2 separate regions of the Homo sapiens genome follow, and region 1 is linked to region 2. A link is a contact called in ENCODE Hi-C or POLR2A ChIA-PET data. All regions are on one chromosome and are shown on one strand. The core of a region is the stretch at or near the end of the contact, and the rest is flanking DNA. Distances in the headings are between cores, read along the strand shown. Region 1 has its middle 65 kb from the start of LINC02016. Region 2 overlaps PLXNA1 (plexin A1).

The links. A loop is a pair of places that touch in the nucleus more often than their neighbours do. ChIA-PET counts read pairs that join two places held with the same protein, here RNA polymerase II (POLR2A). Pooled maps may share reads with other maps.
Region 1: a map of MCF 10A shows a loop between it and region 2 (9-fold over the local background). The contact joins two enhancer-like sites. A Hi-C loop is called at or near these places in 14 of 168 maps with a recorded cell type or tissue (MCF 10A, adrenal gland, chondrocyte and 7 more), 2 of 37 single-sample maps with no recorded cell type and 8 of 50 pooled maps. POLR2A ChIA-PET finds 5 or more read pairs at or near these places in 1 of 52 experiments (SK-N-SH).

The regions. Positions count from the first base shown.
Region 1 is chr3:127,452,704-127,459,501 of GRCh38, reverse strand. No RefSeq gene overlaps it. Among named protein-coding and RNA genes, the nearest start is that of LINC02016, 65 kb to the right of the region's middle. RefSeq lists a silencer at 3,478-3,907 and an enhancer at 6,434-6,798. Within about 2 kb of position 2,746, at least 5 of the 41 ENCODE cell types and tissues checked have a DNase peak (open chromatin) inside an H3K27ac peak, as active enhancers do.
Region 2 is chr3:126,997,406-127,004,033 of GRCh38, reverse strand. It overlaps PLXNA1 (plexin A1), which reads right to left. Exons shown (of 32, transcript NM_032242.4): 4 at 564-704. Among named protein-coding and RNA genes, the nearest start is that of PLXNA1, 18 kb to the right of the region's middle. RefSeq lists enhancers at 1,554-1,848, 1,871-2,010, 2,749-3,382, 5,915-6,548 and a silencer at 4,334-4,628. Within about 2 kb of position 1,698, at least 22 of the 41 ENCODE cell types and tissues checked have a DNase peak (open chromatin) inside an H3K27ac peak, as active enhancers do.

The sequences.
Region 1 (6,798 bases), core at 1,497-3,996, 450 kb before region 2:
AACTGAATGGAGGAGGAGAGTACCTCTTTGTGTCCCTGCCTGCTCCAGCCCTGGCCCCCTCTTGCCCTCCCCCATCTCTTCACCTGTCAATCTTGTTTCCCTTCTCTCCTCCCGAGCAGGGACCCATTCTGGGCTCCCTGTGGTCTGCGAATGGCAATCTGAGGTTCCCCGCTGAGCCTCGCTCCCTTTCAATCCACTCTGCCTTCCATCGCTTCATCATTGTAGTCAGGCCGAGACATGGACTGAATGAGGCAGCCGCTCAATTCGAGCCTGGTACAAAGAGAGTATTTTGATGTTTTCATTTCTTTCTAGTTCAATAATTCGAGAAAACACATAGATTTGGTGCTGGTTCCAACAGGCTCTCTACTACTTTTTAAAACTTTATGTTGGTTAAAAAGTATATAGGAGATGGGGTGTGACTGACTGTGGGGCCCTGGGGGTGCTGCTCCGCCCAGGCAGCGGATTAGCCAGTCCTGAGGCTCCTGCTCCCCCCTGCCCTGTTGCCGCTCAGTCAAGCCGGCTAACATTCAAAGTCTGGGGAGTCTTGTCCAGGCCAGAATCAGAGTCTCAGAGAACAAAGAAACAAACCTGGAGACCCCTGCTCTAGCGGTGGCTGGCAGCCAAGGAGCTCTCCGTGGTCCTGAAAGAGGCCCGACCGACTTCCCTCTCCTCGCCCATCCTCTGTACTCGGAGAGATGGTTCCTAGCCTATCTGATGTACTGATATCCACCTTTTATTCAGTAGATGTAGGTTGAGCTCCTAACACAGGGCGTCATTGTCCCAGGGACTTGGGACCCTTCTTCCAAAGAGTGAAATAAAGCCTGTGCCTTCAAGGAGCACAGCCTAGTGTGGACGTCCAACCACCACAGTATGGCAGAAACTTTGTGATCAAGGAATGACTGCACTGTGGAGGCAACATCAGAACATCCAGCCCAGATACGGGGGGTCAGAGAAGGCTTCCCGGAGGAGGTGATATCTCAATTGATATCTAGTGGGGATTAGGATTTAGCCAAGTGAAGAGAGAAACTAAAGAGTTCCAGACAGAGGGAACAGTATGTCTAAAGGCACAAGTGAGGGTTTAGCACAGTGGTCAAGAGTGCAGGCTCTGGGGCCATTTTCCCTATTAACTAACCAGCTGTGCAACCTTAGGCAAATGACTTACCTTTCTGTGTTTTCGTTTTCCCATCTACAAAAATACTATACAATGCAGAATATTATACACGTTTATAGGGTTGTTGTGAGGATTAAATGCTTTCAATAAATGTCAAGTGCTCAGAACAGAGACTGGAATATAGCCAATATCAATGCAAGCTTGTTCTGACAGGTGCAGAGGCTCAGAGTTCAGAGCACAGTGGCTGGACCCTGGGCTATTTGGCAGTGCAGGGAGTTGGCAGGGTGGGGTTTGGGGGAGCAGTGAGGACTGAGCCTGCAGAGGTGAGTGGGGCTGGGGGAAGGAACTTGGAGTCTGTGTTGAAGTGGATCTCACTCTCAGGGCAACTGGAACCCTCAGATGGTTGGCTATGTGGAGACTGGGCTGGGTCTGTGTGTGTGTGTGTGTGTGCACGTGCATGTGTGTGTTGGGGGGTGTCTAGTGGCTGGCTGCCACCTGAGAGGAGCAGATGCTGGGATGGGGAGAAGGGGATAGTCGAGACCACTCCCCCATGTCTAGCTTTGGTAGGGGTGGGTGTTGGGGACACGGTTAGCTGCAGTCATCCATCTTTTAAGGGCGGTCTTTATTTCTCAGATCCTTTTTTTATTGGTTCCCCTTCCCCCACAATAGGTTTCCGTGAAGAAAACCCCTGTTAACAACCTAGCATGTATCCTGTATTTTCTTTTGTGTTAATAAAATCCTATAGAGGCCTATATACATATACATATATACACACAAACTCACAGATTTTTTTGCCCATTGTTTTATAAAAATGGGATCGTATGTTACATTCTTATCTCCAAATTGCTTTTCTCACCCAATAATACCTTATAGAAATCCCTTTAAGTCTATTGGTAGGCAGGTAATTAAATTTTTTATAAGTTGCATAATATTCCGCTGTGTGGCCGTCCCGCCGCCTGCCCTTCCCCACTCCCCCGTCATGTCCACCTCCCAGCTTACGCCTCGGCAGCTCGGCTTCCAGAGCCCGGAAACGGCGCGCTGCTTCGCACCTCCTCTCCGCGATGCAGCCCGTTCCCTCCGCTGCCTGACTCACACGGCTGCCTCCTACTCACTGGGGATCCATCTGCAGCTCCTTCTCCAGGGCAGCGGCCGGCAGGGCTGGCGGGAGCAGGGGGCGCAGAGAGGTCAGGGGCAGTTGAAGTGGGGCCTCGTGAGCCAGGCCGTGACGGGGCTGGGTCTTGATCCTGGATTGGGGGCCTCCCGGAAGGCTCGAAGCAGGGAGTGCTGTGTGTTAAGAAGCCCTGTAGCTGGCTGGAGACCTGGAACCTGTGCTGGTCGTCCTGTAAGGCAGGGGACCTGGGTCCCTCCGCTCCTCCCCAGGCTCCCCATCCACCCCCTCCCTCTTGGTCCCCGCTGTCTCCATTGGCTTCTCCTCCCCCGTGGTGAGCCAGGCTGTCCTGAGTGTCCAGGGGCAGACGGCCCCCGCCCACCCGCTTCCTGCGGCTCCCCCCAGGCCCTCCGGCTTCAGTCTCCACAGCTGAATCCTGCAGGAAGCCATACAGTGGGAATCTCCGGGCAGCTTCTGGTTCGCCCTCGGGTCTGAGTCACTCTCTGTGCTCTGTCTCCCCACCTCCCCACTTCCTCTCTGGCAGGCACCGATGCCTTCTGCACATTGTTCCCCGGGGAAGGGAACCACCCCTGCCTCACCTGGCGGCTTCCACTCCCGGTGGGGCCGTGGTGCCAGGGGCGGACAGTGCCATGGACAGGGTGGCTGCTTTGGTTCCCAGACTCCCTGAAGCCGCTTGTAGGGCCCTTCTAGAAAGGCCTGTCGTCGGCCCGCCCCTCCCCTGAGGTCAGAGGGCATGGGTCATCAGCAGCCCCGGGGGCTTGTCCACCAGATGCAGCAGGGTGGGGCGGAACAGGCCCTGTGTCTGTTCTAATTGCCCTGTTTCACTTCCGAGGCTACCTGGCTTTTACACCACAGGACGCTGAGTTTCTAATTACTATAGGGAAAGAGAAAAGGAGTTTTCTTTTTCAATAAGTGTATTTAAGTGGAGGAAGATCTGAAGGAAATGCCCACATGACTCTAGTGGGGCCGGGCGCCCAAAACCTGAAGGAGAGTCCGTGAAGAGGCTGGGAGGGTGCCCGCCGGCTGCTGGTGGGCCAAACCCACTTTTCTTCCCGCACTGTTTTGAAAAGCTATTGAATTGTGGGATTCCCAAGCAAACGTGAATTTTCTGGCTTCTTTTGAAAGGTCTGGACACTGGGCAAGGCTGAGAGGGGGAGCAGCGTGCCTCCCCGGCCTCCCTGCTGGGTTCACGGGGGAGAGGTTTGCAGCCCGCGGGCATCCGAGTCCTGCCCAGGCGACTGGGAGGGCCAGGCCAGAAGGGCGTCTCCTGGGGTGGGAGGCCCATGCCGGGCCGCCCCCGGGACTCACGCTGCTCCCAGGCCCTAGAGAGGGCGCCCAGCCCGAGCGCCTGGGACAGGCAGTCGCGCAGTGAGCACCTGTAGAGGCTGGGGTTTGGGCCGTGGCGCTGGCGCCGGCTCGCGGAGCTTCCCTCCCGCCCTCGCGGTCCCCTCTCGGGCTCGGTCCCTTCTCGGGCTCGGTCCCCTCTGCACAGCTAGGGGCCGCTCGGCTGCGGCGCGGCGCTCTGGGGGCGGCAGGGGGCGCTGGCGGCCCGCGGGAACCCTCTGCAGCTCAGGACAAAGGCTGCGGGTGCGGCGCCGAGCCTGCGCTATGCTGGGACCCGGCGATGCAGCCCCGACTGCAGCCCGCTCCAGCCCATCCCGACCGCCAGCGCCGTCGGTAGTCCTCTCCCCCAGCGCACACCTCCGCCTCTCCTCCGCATCCCTCCCCGGCCATCTGTTTTGCACTTCCCCTCTCCATCCCTGGGCCTCTCTGTCTTCTGTCTGCCTCTCTAACTCCAATAAGGGCTGACCCTGTCTCTGAGTGCCCCTTGGGTCCCTGGCATCTCTCTGTTTTTCCTGTTCCAACTGTTTTCTCCGGAGGTCAGTTTGCTCTTCCAGAGAGGAGGCCCTGAGACCACATTAGCAGTGATGGGACCAGCGGAGAAAAAGCACCCCGCCTCCTCCACCTTCGCCTGCCCTTTGGCCTCTGTTGCAGGCTGGGCGCCTCTGACTGCCCACAGATAGTCTTCATGTTAATGCCAGGTCTTACTGGGTTCTCCCTCTGGTCCCACCATGCCCCCTGGGTTGCCTGGGGAAAGGGGGGAGGTTGGGATCCTGGCCTGGGCTCCCTGTGGTTGCGGGCAAAGCTGGTGCTGAATGGGAATGGAAGGCATTCTGAGGCTCCGGGCTGGGCCACGGGACCTGGCCTGCCTCTGCTGTGGCCTGCCGTCCCTGCTTGCCTAAGATCTTCCCTTCCATGTTCCCAGTTCCCTACACAAATAATGAAAATGTAGGGCTCTATGACATTTTCCAACTCTGATCATCTAGACTCTAGTGACATGGATCTAAAATCCCACACTCCTGGTTATCTGACCTTCAAAGCAGGTGCTTTATCCAGTTCTTAAGACAGTACTACGGGGAAAGTGTCAGCACGCCTATTTTATAGATGAGGAAGACTGAGGCCCAGAGAGCCGAAGGAGCTGCTGCAGGGACACCAAGCCCTGTCTGACTCTCAGCCTGGACCTGCTCCCCTGAGCCAGGCTGCTGTGCAAATGGTCAGAGGGCTCCAGGCTTTAGCTGTCAGAGGTTTCTCCACCACTGGAACCTTAGAAGCACAGAGGAGCCACCCTCATATGCCATGTACTGCATGATTCCATAACTGAGAAGTCTTCCTTGTGGTTTGGATGATGTGTCGTGCCAGTTAGGAACACTGAAAAGCAGATGCCAAGATGACGGAGCAAGAAGTGCAAGGGATTTATGGCAGGAATCACCTGCAAGAAATCCAGAGGAGAAGGAGCAGGAGTGGGTGGGGATTGCCTGAGACCATACTGTGGGTTTGAGCCTTCTAAGAAGAGAGAATAAGGCAGGCAGATTGGGTAAGAAGAGTGTTAGCCTGCAGCACAGCTCTGAGAAAATCTCTCCGGCCCAGTGGGACTCCCTGATAGACTGTCCACAGAGGAGCCCCAAGCTGAGCAGGAATGCCCAGGCCCTGGTACTGCTGCCACACTGGGCTTTTGGCTAGCAGAGTGTGGCCTCAGCCTGGCTACTTGGCAGGTTTTGCAGGCACAGCAGCTGCAGGCTGTGGGCTGATTGGGTCCTCAGGGCAGCTCTCTTTGGAAGGCTGAGAAGTTGGGTGGTATGGCTCTGTGGCTGGGGGCACCCACTATTCCAGAAAGCACACAGTGCTTGGAGCCAGCCAGACTTGCCACTTTCCAGCTGGGTGATCTTGAGCAAGTCTCTGAGCCTTGATGGCCTTACCTATAAAGATGATCAGACAGTTGTCTAGAGGATCCTGTGGGTAAAGTGTCTGGCAGAAGCTTGGCAGTAGACACTTTTAAAAGGTGGCTGCTTTGAGATAATTTTTCTTTATCTGAGGAGTTGGTATATCCCCTGCCCTTCTACTCAGAGGGCTGATTAGACCCTAGGTATGACCCCATACTTTTGATTCCTCACTGGGACCATGGGACTAATACTAGTATCTTCTTCACTGGTTCATCTTCCTACCTGTTAGAGGCAATAACATTTTCCTATTGTGTTGTTGGACTGAAAATTGCATTCTTGCTATTTGCCCATTCATTCATTCACCGACTCTGGCCCAGCACATCACCCTGTTTTATCTTCTCCATCTTAAGCCATCTTGTTTATTGAAGTGTTAATTGTCCTTAAGCTCTGGGAAGACTTGGCTCTTGTCAAAACTGTTCACAGCTGTGTCTTCAGAGCCTAGCTGCAACACCTCTTTGTCGAATGAGTAAATATATTTACCAAGAGCCTACCTCTTCTCATGTAGGGGTAGCATGTGGCGCCTCACGTCTAGGTGCTCCTAGTTCAGTGGAAAGCTGGACATGGACTGGATTTTAAACACTATATTATCAGAGCTGGGGCAAAGAAGGCACGTGGGGTTTTGGCTGGGTTTGGAGAGGGCTAGGGGTGAGCACAGACTTTCATCTTTCAGAGCTATGCAGAGGGTTTCTCTAGGAGTTGCAGAGTAACAGATAGGCATGAATGAAGTGGCCAGCTGTGAGCCTCCAGGGACTGGTGGGTACCAGGATGCTCTGGGAGCTCAGGTCTTGTCCAAGAGGCCTTTAAATTACATTTTTATAGCAGCACATGCAAGCCCACAAACAAGACTGTGGCCAAACAAGGCTCTTGGGCCCCTGTTTTGCTCTTCCTGGCCTAACCCTCTGCTTCCTTTTTGGGGAAGAGGTGGGAGCAGTGTGTAGAGTGTGTGTGCCCTGGGCTGGTACACAGCACATATTCACTCATTAGACGCCCCTTCAACCAACTCTGAGTAATCCATAGTATTGATCATGTGGGCCAGATGCAGAATCAGTAATGCAGAGAGGTTCCACAGCTCCTCAAGGTGCTCAGTAAGGAAGAGGTCTAGCGGAGATCTGATCTGAGAACTGGCCGAGTTCAGAAGTGGTGCTTCGATCATTGCAGGGTAGTGCCCAAACATTTCCCTGTGGCGCTCCACCAAGTTGCCTTTCCCCACCGAGAGGCTGTGAGGGCACATCCAGCCAGGGCTGGAGCCTTCTGCAAGCTGCCTTGCCTGCTTCAGG
Region 2 (6,628 bases), core at 449-2,948:
CTGCCCACCCTCCAGCTGCCACGAGGTTACCAGGTTGGGCCATAGGGCAGGGGTGGACTCCAGGCAAGCCAGGCCAGGGACTCAACTCCATGGCCTTACAGAGCTGGGCCAGGCACCAGGTTGGGTAGACCAGGCCAGCCACAGGCCCTGTGGGCAGACCCACTGGACAGAGACCCAGCCCTAGGCCTGAGGACTCAGTGGCCCAGTACACACCCCAAACCCTCCAGTGACACCTGCCTCTGAAATTGCTCTCCTTCATACATCTGTTTCTGTGGTCAGGAAGTCAACAGGGGAGGGGTGGGAATGCCAAACCCAGCCCAGGAGAACATGGAGGCAGCAATGAGGCTGTGGGGCCCCTGGTGACCAGACCGGTTCCCCTGCAGACCCAGCCGAGCCCACAAGTCTGCAGGGAGGCAGAGCACAGACCAGCTTGAAACTACTTTTACCAGGAGCCATGGACGCCCAACTTGTGATGTGGCCCCACCCCTACTGCTCTGTGACTGGGGTTCCTGGTAGGAGGGCCCCCACCTTCAGCCACACCGTCTGACTGGTGCAGCACCCACCTGCTTCTCGGTCATGGCGTAGAGGTACTGGTGGTTGGGGCTGAGGACGAGGTCTCGCAGGATGGGGCTGCCCTCCTGGGCCACGACGCTCTCGTAGGCCAGGGCAGGCCGGCCACCGGGGTTTGAGAGGTCCACCAGGATCTGCGGCAGCAAGGGGCCCTAACTGGAGCTGTGCTGATACCTCCCTGACCCAGCCCCACCCCCCACAGAAGGTCAGGGGTCTAAAGCCCCTCCCTGAGCTGCCCAGACATGCATGAGCAGAGAGGACCAGCGCCAGCCATACTCACTCTCCACATCCCCAGCCCCAGCCCCAGCCCCAGCCCCAGCCCCAGTGCAGGGCAAACTCAGACCCCAACAGGCCAGTCTGTGATTCAGCCCCTTTAACAGTCAGCAGAGGCCAGAAGGTATTGGGGCCTGGAGACAACCACAGCCCAGCACCCACCACGGAGCAGCATGGCCACACCCAGGGTGAAGGCTACAGGAGTCCCACGGGTGCCTAGCCATCCCTGGGGCCAGGCTGGGCTTTTGAAGGAGGGATGTTGGTTGTCGGGGGCAGAGGCCAGGGCTCACAGGAAGTCTAGGGCAGTGGACCAGGAGACTCCAGAATGGGGTGTCCTAGGGGTGGGGGCATCCTGGCAAGGCAGTGGAGGAGGGTGGGCGTCTCATCGGCATGGAAATGTATTCCAGATCCCAAACAAACCAGGCGTTAATTAGCCAGCTCTTCTCCGCAGCTCACGATGCTGCAAGTATTTTTAGTTGCTTTTACCAAACAAATGTATTTAATTAACAGAGAGACCCACGGGGCTTTCCAGAGATGGGACTCTTGGGGCGTGTCTGCCCAGCTCTGAGTCCAGGGTAGGCTCTCAGGCTGCGGGCTGTGGCCTGCTTCCCCCAGCCTGACCCACTCCTGCTCCCGCTCTACCTCTCCACTTCCACCTCAGGGCAGGGGCCTAGGCCCAGACTCAGTACCCCTCCTCTGTGTCCTCACTCCTCACGGTTACAGAGCAGGGCAGGTCCAGGGCAGCAGGGCCCAGCGAAAGCCCTGGTTGGAGTCCGATCCATCAGGCCTGGGCTGAGGGCGGCCAGCCAGGGTGGGGCGCTGTGTTTCTGAGCCAAAGAGGCTGTCGGCTGGGAGAGGGGGAGGGCCGCATTCCTGAGCGCCGCCGGCCACCCCCCACATCCGCTCAGCTGCCTCGCCACCAAGCAGGCTTAAGTCAAACCAGACCCGGAAGAGTGGAGCCCAAAGCTGGGCAGGGGAAGAGGCGGCCAGGATGGGCCCAGCTGCACTGGCTGCAGGGCCATGGCCCACGGCCTCTGGGAGGAGAGATGCAGGGACAGCGGGCGGCCCAGGAGCAACCAGGCCACGGCCGCCCAGCACCCCTGCCGGTGGGGCCTGGACTGCACCCACACCCGCACCAAGTGCACCCGTGCCTGCCTGCCCTGCAGCCACAGCAGGAGTAGGAGTCCTTGTTTAAGATGACCACTGGCCCAAGGCCTGCCCGACGGACGCTTAGGATGCCAGCACCACAAACCCCCTGCTTTGCTCTGGGTCAGTGGCCAGAGGCAGGTACTCAGACCCAGGCGGATGCCAGCCAGGACCAGCCTCTGGGCCACAGTGCCTGGGTCCAAACCTCTCTCTGCCTCCCTCAGACAGAGTTGTTCTGAGGATTATATGAGAACCAGGCCAGGTGTGCCAGGCGGGAGCAGGGGGACCCAGGGTGGCCAGGCCCACAGCAATCACCGCACCTGCGCAGCCAACCACACATCCAAGCCAGCGGCTTAAGACAGCCACCAGGGAGTGGGGGAAGGAAGGCGAGGAGGGCAGGACACAGACTGGGTGGAGGCTGGGGCAGGTATGCCCAGTGCGCAGACCTGCGGCTCCAACCTGGAAGACCCCGGTTAGGGACCACGATTCCTCTCATCTCCTCCATCCTCACAGTCCTGTGGATATCCCCAGCGGCTTCCCGCTGTGAAGCCCAGCCCCAGCTCCCCCTCCCCTACCAGCACCAGGGGATATGGCCCCTGGCCCCTCTTGCCCCTGGTAGCAGAGCCCCTTCAGCCTGAGCTGATGGACCCTGGCCCGGCATGCAGGGAGCACTTGAGAGGTGTCTCAACAAGGACATGACCCACCTCCCCAACAGCCAGGGCCACATGATGCCGGAGCCTGACCCTGGCCCGGCCTGCAAGGCATCCACCCACTCAGGGTTGGGGGCACAAATGTCACACCAAGGGGTGAAGAAACGGGTCACAGAAGGGCAGGTCCAGGGGGCACACCAGCTCCAAGGAAAGGAACGGTGGGTGAGGGGTGCAAGGAGGGGTCCCAGGAAGGGAAGAAGCCATAGGAGCTTCTTCTGGAGCTGGGCCCCAGGCTCCAGAACGCCCCGCTCCACCCAGCAGCATGCCGACTGGACAGTTGGCTCTGACAGCTGCAGCCGGGAGCACACGCGTCCAGCTGTCCATCCGCCATGTACCCATCTGTCCACCCACCTGCCACCTCCACCCCTTCACACACACAGGCTGGGCCCAGGGAGACAGAGCCCCAGGAGAGGCCATGGCATGGCCAGTGTGAGCGGGGCACTGGGGAGGCCACTACGGCACAGCACACCAGACCAGAGGATGGATGTGACGCAGGTGCAGGCCCCACACTGTTCACTGAGGCGCCACGGTCCAGACTCAGCAGGGCCCCTGTGCACCCACACATGTTCTACAGGGCATCCAGCTAGGACAATGGTCCCCAGGACATGTGTCTGTGTCCTAGCCAGAGTTCAGGGTGAAGGGCCTGTGCAGCCAAGCCAGCTTTATCAAACCACACAGACAGGAGGTAAGCTGAGACTCACACAGCACCTGCCAGAGGAACCTTGGGCCCTGGACCCGCAACTGCACCTGGGAGGAGTACAGAGGCTGCTCGTAAAGTGGGAAGGGGGAGCCAGTACCCAGCAGGAGGGTATTCCAGGAGAACCAGAGCACAGGGGCACAGACGGCAGGTGAACCTGGGGCCAGAGCGGGTGGCAGGACAGAAGGGCACACGCCGGCCGGGAGCCCACGTGCCGACGCCCACACCCTGGCCACAGCTGTCCACTTTCGGGCCACCCGCCTGGAGGCAGCCCACCCTCGAGGTGGCTGGGCCCAGAAGCCCCTCCCACAGCAGCTGGGCAGCTGGCAGAGCAAATGAGAGGCTTGACGTGTCCCGGGCATGGGAACGGGCCACAGGCATGCCCTGGAATCTTCCCCCAGCTGTCACCTCCTTGCTCTGCAAATCTTTCCCCAAAGACCACCAGAACCTTCCACAACTGGCCCCAACAGCCCACCCTCCCACCTCCCAGCACAAACCAGGAGCTGGCGCTGCCCATGCATGCCGCCCCCTGCTTGAGAGGACCCTCCCCTTGACCCAAGGGGCTTCAGCAGAGCCAGCAGCCTCCCTGGATATGCCCCTTGGCTGCACCAGGCCCCCACCCACCCCTGGCTGGCGGAACACGGGATGCCCCCACCTGCTTCTGCCTGGACCATCTAACCCTGGGGTACCTGTCCTACATGCACACGGGCGAGTCGACCCTGGGCTCGGAGCCGAGACCGAAGTGCAGTCCCGAGGCCTCTCAGTGCCCAGGCCACGCCAGGCATGGCCCTCACTCCTGGACTGAGCACCTCCCACCACCACAGGGCTCATCTGACCCTCCCCACAGATAGGCCAGGGAGCAGGTTCACCCCTTTGCCCCCAGGACACAGCAGGCAGGGCTCAATGCAGGCCCCAGGCTGGCCCTGCTGGCTGTACCCACTCCCATCACCGCCACAGCCCTGGCCAACTGCTGCCGGCGGGCAGCTGAGGGCCCGGCCAGGTCAGCTGTCCATCCCGCCCAGAGCCAACAAAGGGCCCATTCTCCGGGCTGAGGGCAGGCGGGGGTGCCGGGAGGATGTCTGGGCCACCCAGGCTATGTGCCAGGACCGGCACGCGCCCCAGCCGCCGGGAGGCAGGGGGCTGCCCGGCTTGGCCCTGACCTGGCAAGGGGAGTTGCCCAACTCTGCCTGCCCCATGATGGCAGCCAGGGGCCTGGCCCTCCCTCTTTCTGTGAGGCGGGGATGCACCTGTGGAGCTGCCTCCGGGCCCCAGGGCTGGGAGAAGGACAGGACAAGGTGGGGACAGGCAAAGACCGGGGCAGCAGCTAAGGAGGTGCCCACACGTGGAGGCCTCACACACTTCTCAGCCTTTCTGCAGAGGCAGCTGCCAAACCCGTCCCCAGCCTGAGGTGGCCCCAGGAAGGGCTGCCCGAGGGGCAGGAGCCTCTGCTGCCCTCTCTTCTCAGGACCCCCACAGGGTGCAGAGCCCACCTGCCCCTCCCCTTCCCAGCCAGAACTGCACAGCTGAGGTAGGCCCCAGCGGACCCACTCCCAGACCCTCCTCACCCCTCACAGGACTGCCCCCTCCTCCAGCTGTGGACAGGTTCTAGGCCTCCTTCCTGGGTCCCCACCACTCTCAGAAAGGCCAGGAGGAACTTGATACTGGAAAAGCAATTAGCAATTTCCTCTTGGCAGTAATTGGGTAATTAAAACAGGATTTGCAGGAAGCCCGAGGGCTGGAATCAGGCCAGACACACCTGTCGGGGGAGAGAGTGTCCTAGGAATCCCATCTCTTCCACCCCCAACCCCCAGCACACAGGGAGAGCAGAGACTGAGGTCAGGGTCCTGGCAGGTGAAGGACAGCCAGGGCTGCCTTAGACAGGCTCCAGCCTGCCCCAGCAGCAACCCCTCAGCAAGGAGTGGACCTCCCCAACCCCTGGTCTCATCTGCCAACATCCACCTCACAGAGCTGTGTGAGAATTCAGGAGTTCATGGTTCCAAAGGGGAAGTGCTTGGCCCTGCTGTGGGGCAGATGTGCACAGCTGCCTGGGGAACCTAGCACCCAGCTGGTGAGGCCACACCTGGTGGGGCCACCGTGAACCACCATAGACTGCACCACCTCAGTCACATACCACTGCCTGGGCTCCGGGCTAACCTGGGGCTTGGCCAGAGTCTCCGCCACAGCCAGGCTGTCACCAGCACGGGTCCTGTGGGGACACAGGCAGCAGGGACCATCTGCCCCAGTGTCTTCCCTCAAACCCACCAGCTGCCTGGTGCCCTCTCTCCTCCATCCTGTGACCTCAATGCCACCTCCAGCTCTGACCCTAGTGCCACCCCATGGCCCTGGGCCCTCAAAGACCCACATCAGCACCTACCCCCCATCCAGCTGGTCCAGCCACCTTCTCTGGTGAAGTGACCCACCACACAAGCATAGTGTGCCCGAGGCAGCCCCTGAAACCCCAAAAGGCACAGTACGCTTCCCAGCATCCACGGGGGGCACCTCTGAGCTTTGGCCCTCCTGTTCCTTGTCCCCAGAACACCCTTCCAGCAGACCACCCAGTCCCCTGGGTTGTTCCAGCCTCCATACCCACTGCACGCTGCCAGCACCTCCTACATCGTGGTCTCTGCTGTGGTTGGGACCACAGGCCCCATGTGCCTGTGGGGGAAGGCGACTGCCCGGTGTGGATACTCACAAGGCTGCCCCTGCCAGGCTGGCCATGAGCCCGAGCACACACAGGACGGCATGGGGAAGCCACTGCTGCCTCCACCTTATCAATGGTGTTGACGGGCCCGTGCCCTGGCTTAGGCCTGACTGGCTTAGGGCTCTCCGTGAGTGCCCCATGGGTGGCCCTGCCAGCCACTGGGAAGCAGAAGCGATGCTTATGCACCCTCGCACACCACCAGCTCTGGGACGGCACTCATCATGCCCACAGGGCAAACAGCAGGTCGCTCCCTGCATCCTCATGGCTCAGCCCACAGTGGCCAACTACATCCAGGAGAGGCGGAAAGGGGGCGGGCACACGCTCACCAGGAAGCACAGATGTCGGCAGGTTACCGTGCAGGGCCCCGTGAAGGGGACTGGGACTGCTGGCCTGGGCGGGCAGTGGCAGCACACACTCAGGCCCCACAGAGAGCAGCCATGACAGGCAGCTGGCTCTGCCCCATCCCACCAAGACTACCAGTGGGGGCACAGCAAAGACGGACCCGGTGGCCTGCCCCAGAGCACCTGCCTC